Regions from separate parts of the Homo sapiens genome. Here region 1 is linked to region 2. The links are chromatin loops, found by intact Hi-C in ENCODE. Cell type or tissue: B cell. All regions are shown on one strand. Region 1 overlaps RB1 (RB transcriptional corepressor 1). Region 2 overlaps ITM2B (integral membrane protein 2B).

Evidence for each region. Hi-C counts contacts between places; a loop is a spot of excess contacts. Peaks named below come from ENCODE experiments on the same cell type or tissue, not always from the same donor. Only the 100,000 strongest peaks of a DNase experiment are listed, where the experiment ranks them.
Region 1: a loop joins it to region 2, with 4 times the contacts of the local background. A loop is called at or near these places in 11 of 110 quality-filtered maps.

The regions. Positions count from the first base shown.
Region 1 is chr13:48,318,080-48,320,579 of GRCh38, forward strand. All of the region lies in intron 2 of RB1 (RB transcriptional corepressor 1), which reads left to right. It also overlaps the pseudogene PPP1R26P1. Among named protein-coding and RNA genes, the nearest start is that of RB1, 16 kb to the left of the region's middle. In B cell, no CTCF peak of the experiment used is centred here; DNase peaks (open chromatin) are centred at 112, 982, 1,202, 1,392 and 1 weaker place; H3K4me3 peaks cover 2,345 bases.
Region 2 is chr13:48,264,492-48,266,991 of GRCh38, forward strand. ITM2B (integral membrane protein 2B) reads left to right here. Exons shown (of 6, transcript NM_021999.5): 6 at 1-2,500. Among named protein-coding and RNA genes, the nearest start is that of ITM2B, 33 kb to the left of the region's middle. In B cell, no CTCF peak of the experiment used is centred here; a DNase peak (open chromatin) is centred at 980; H3K4me3 peaks cover 1,963 bases; H3K27ac peaks cover 2,500 bases.

The DNA.
Region 1 (2,500 bases), 54 kb after region 2:
GGCGGAGGCAGAGGCGCATCCCCTCACTCGGAAGGCCGGGGCCGTGTCCTGGCTCCTGACGCCCTCCTGCTTCGTCTTCTCTGCCATACTGCCACAGACACTGGGAGGTTTGTTCCCTGGACCCTCGCCGCTGTCTCTCTTGGACTTGGAGAGTCAGCTATTAAGCACCGGCGGGCTTCTGTCTTTCCAGTCTCTCGGGAGCCCGCCCAGCTGCTCCAGGAAGTGCATCTGGGCAGTGCTGAACCTGACCTTCCTGCACGCAGCCCTGGGTTCCCTGCACCTCTTCTTGAGCTTTCGCTTGGACCTTAAGTCCTTGATGGCCGTGTCCAGGTCCTCGTCACTGTCCAGGGAGCTGCTCTTGTCTTCGGAGCTCTCCTTCTCGTCCAGGTGCCTCACCTCGTCTGTCTTACCCTGGCCCTGCGTCATGCGAGTGTCGCCGGGCCCCTTGGCTGCGCCCTCCCCTCCCGGGACCTCGCTGGCTTTGCCCTGGACGGGCAGGTCCCGCCCCTCATGGCCGGGCACGGCTCACGCCTGGCTGTGGTCGGCATCCTGGCCACCATCTTTCACCACCTCCCGCGTTTTCTTGGGCGTGGACGGCCTCATGGCATGGCCGCCGCCTCTACGTTTCCTTTTGCAGCTCAGCAGCGGGTCCGGTGTTTTAGAGAGGGGGGCCTTGGGGCCACTGGTCTGGCTGTTGGGGCCAGGCGGTGAAAGTGGGCCCTGGGCAGCCTGCGAGCAGCTCTCACCTCTGGCCAGCAAACTCCCCGACTATGCCTTGAGGGTCAAAACGTCTGGATTTCCTGATCGATGCTGTCGTCGCTGTCCACGGAGCTACTGTCGCCGTCAGAGCGGGAAGGCACGTTCAGGGAGTAGAAGCGTGGGCTTGCAGAAAGGGACCTGTTGCTGCCTTACATGGGGGCCGGCAGGGTAGTCTTGGAAATGCCCAAGATTGCTTCCGCGCGCGTCAGTTCAGCGGACGTGTCTGCCTGGCACGAGGACCGTTCTACAAACTCGTTCCTGGAAGCCGGGCTCGCTGGAGGCGGAGCTTTGGTTTCCTTCGGGAGCTTGTGGGGAATGGTCAGCGTCTAGGCACCCCGGGCAAGGGTCTGTGGCCTTGGTGGCCACTGGCTTCCTCTAGCTGGGTGTTTTCCTGTGGGTCTCGCGCAAGGCACTTTTTTGTGGCGCTGCTTGTGCTGTGTGCGGGGTCAGGCGTCCTCTCTCCTCCCGGCGCTGGGCCCTCTGGGGCAGGTCCCCGTTGGCCTCCTTGCGTGTTTGCCGCAGCTAGTACACCTGGATGGCCTCCTCAGTGCCGTCGTTGCTGCTGGAGTCTGACGCCTCGGGCGCCTGCGCCGCACTTGTGACTTGCTTTCCCCTTCTCAGGGCGCCAGCGCTCCTCTTGACCCCGCTTTTATTCTGTGGTGCTTCTGAAGGGCTGCAGGGGGCTGCTGGCTTCGGGCTGCCCTTGTTCTCCTGCTTGGTCGTGACCCTGGACTTGAGGCTTCTGGGCTGCACGTTCGTCTTTGCTAACCGGGGAGGTTTGCGAAAGGCGAACTCTTTATGGGCGCCCTTCAGACCCTGCCGATGCGCCACCTTTGCGGCTAGCTCTTCGTGGGATTTCAAGAGTGACTTGGTCGAATTTTCGTTTGGGTCTGGTTTTTTATCTATTGACCCCATCACATTTTTGGGTCGCATGCTATCTCTTCTCATTCAGAAGCTGTTCTATTTCCGCCTTAATGCTCTGCTCGAAGGAGTCGTTGCTGCTCGCTCTGACCGGGAAGGCAGAACCCTAGTCCTCACTGGATCTCACCTGGCTGCCAGGGCCACCACCTGAGCCAGGTACAAGTTTTGGGGGGACACACGGAAGTCGGGGCACTGCCGTGAGATAGTTCTGGCTTACATCTACTGCCACTGCCTGCAGCCCTGGAAGGCTGGGCTGCGCCTGGCTGGCCCCTGCCAGCCCCGGGCTGTGCGGCTCCACTCTTTGCCTTTAGGTACTCCCGGATGGCTTCCGCAATGTCCCGGTCCACGGAATCATCATTGAATCTAGCACCAACGGGCCAAAGTCTGCAGTTTCCTCCTCCCTCATGGGGTCAAAGTCAGCAACAAGACCACAGGCAGGCAATGCGGGCTGCTCCTTGTGCACGGTGGGCTTGGCAGCTGGCTTGGCGTCTGCCCTGTGGCCCCTCTGTGCAGCGCGCTCATCGGTGGTGCCCCGAGCAACCCCGCTGCGCTGCAGCGTGCTGATGAGCATCTGCACCCGGGCGCTCACCGACACGCTCTCCACCCCCTCGTCAGCCTCCGAGAAGCACCCGGGGAACCTAAAGCTCCCTGGTGGGCCAAAGGCCTCCCATTTGGACTGGGGAGCAACCCCTGGAGTAGCGTTCCTGAGAAACATTCTAGCAGAAGGGGAGGGACGCGCAGAGGGACGACGCTTTATTTCTCTGCCAGCTTCATATACTCAAAAGGTTGGCAGCGGGGTGCAGTGGCTCAAGCCCGTAAT
Region 2 (2,500 bases):
TGAATTAATATGGGCAGAATCTCTAAGATTCTGCTAAGTGAACATTTAGTAGTTTACTAGACATCTTCTCTTCCACCTAGCAAAGAGTTTGTTGCCCAGAGTTATATAAATCCTACTCTATTGCACACTAATCTTTGCATGTTTAACTCTTTGGGACTTAGGTTCCTAGATAAGGACTTCATGTGTATCTATTTAGAAAAAGAACATTTCTTCATTTCCACAAAGCTACACAGCCATCAGTTCGTTCAATATCTTGTCCAAAGTTATTGCTAGCGTTCTTCTTTCTGAGTCTTTGTGGCTAATGCTTTTTTGAGGAAGAAGCATGATTTAGTCTCAGCTCTCTATTGATCATTTTAGGCTTTTATCTTACTGAAAAAATTAAGCACAATTTAAGATTTTTTTTGAAATATTTACTGAATTTTGAGGCCATAAATTATTTCCTGATAGCACACATGTATGGGTTGTAGATTCCACACTTTTAATCTTCCAGCCACCTATTGCAGATTGGTTCTGAGAAGCAGGATGAGTGGGAGTGGGCTTAGGGGTCAAAATTGAGACCTAAGTGGTATAAAACAAGATAATCCTAGCTTCCTCCCACTTAAAATAATTTGATGGGACTTCTGTATCTGATTTTTAAGCTTGCATTTGTGTTTATATTTTCATTGTAAAAATATCAAATAATACAGTTTTTGAAGGTAAAAAGTAAATGTTCCCGCCCTTCTACCATCCTCCTTCCTCAGTCCCATTCCCCAACAGTTTAACGTGCGATACAATAATGTGTGACACAAAATGACCTAGTTCTTGCCCTAGTGACTAAGCAGATGCAAACGCCTTCTTCTTTCCAAACAGTGTGGTCTTATCCCCGTCGCAAATGGAGGATATTTAAGAAACCCAAGCCAGAAACCCCACAGTCTTCACAGTCACTGTGTCCTCCACCTCCTAGCAGCTTCCTGCTGTTCTGCTCTAGTGGTTCTCTCTGCTTCCCCACACCCACCCGTAAGCCACAACAATCTTTCCAAAACACGAACTTGATGGTTTCATTGTCACACCCCAGCTTAAAACACTTTCCTGGCTTCCCCTGGTTCTTAGGATAAAGACCAAAATACTTAATGCTGCACAGTCCAGTCCCAACCCACTCTCCAGCTTCATCTTAATCACACCCCTCTTTGCTCCTAGTGTCCTACCACATTGCCTGACTTACTGTTTCTTGGTAAATGCTATTCTTACTTCCTGAAGATTATTTCCATCTCCTCACCCGACACCCTTCAGTTAGCTTCCACTCAACCTTCAGAATTTAGTTCAGGTGACCCTTCCTCAAGAGAAGATTTTCCTGAACCATTAGGAAAGGCTTCTCTTGTTTCTCAGTCTCATAGCATCATCTGTCTCTTTTTTGTGACTTGAATATAATTAATATTTTATATTTTGTCCTTGTTGCTTGTTTGGTTAATAGATTTCCACCACTAGACTGCTCAATACGTTAGTAGGGCACCTGACACATAGTTGCAGCTCTTATTTATTGAATGAATGAATGATTCCTTCCCGTACCACCCTAGTCTTGCCCACTGTCATTTTTATTCTGGGTATTATATTTCCCAACCAGTTGTCTGACTTTCTCCTCAGATCTCATCCCCATGGGTCTGAGTGAGTTGCCTTGAATATAAGATTCAGTGATGGTGTCCTGCTGCACTTAAGAGAAAATCCTTTTTTCAAGCCCTAAAATCCTGCCCTCACTAGACTTCTCTCACCATTTCTCTGTTTGCATCCTAGCCTTTTAGTTTTGGCCTCATATAAGCTTGCAGCCCTGCCTGAAACAGTTGTCTCTGTCCCCACTCTACCCCCTGCCCTCCACAAAGAAAAGTTAACTCTTACTCATCTTTCAGATCTCAGACTAAAAGTTTCCTCAGAGATGCCACCATAGCTCTCTATTTCTCATACCTTTCATGATACTTCATCACCTGTCTTCATGAAGTCCTCCTCTAGACTATTAGCAAAATGCTCATACTGTGTCCTCAGTATTTGGCACATAATAGGTTTTCTTGACACTGAAGGAAGGAATAAACATCTGGTAACTATAGCTAGAAAAAAAGGAAATACGGTATCTACTTCACTAAAACCAAAGGGGGTTTTTTTGGGCAGACAATCTTCATTATTCAGATGGAAATTAATGTTTGTTGAATGAATGAGCTACATTTCATGGATTAACTCCATGAAATGGAGTTCAGCTAGTAAGGGTTATACTTTGAGGCTATTTCATCTTGATGGGCTTGTTGTTCAAAGTTAGAGCCTCATTTTAAGTAAAATGTTCTGTGGGGGCCATATTAAGATTTTCATATGACAGAAGTGTATATATATCCACAAATGTTTCAAGCCAAGATTATGTCTTCTTCCATAATGCCACCTTCTTCTAGGATAGTATTTTTGGGCCAGATGGTTTTCCACATTTAAAACATACCAACATTCTTTTAAGGCCCAGTGATTATCAAAAGGGATTGGCACTACA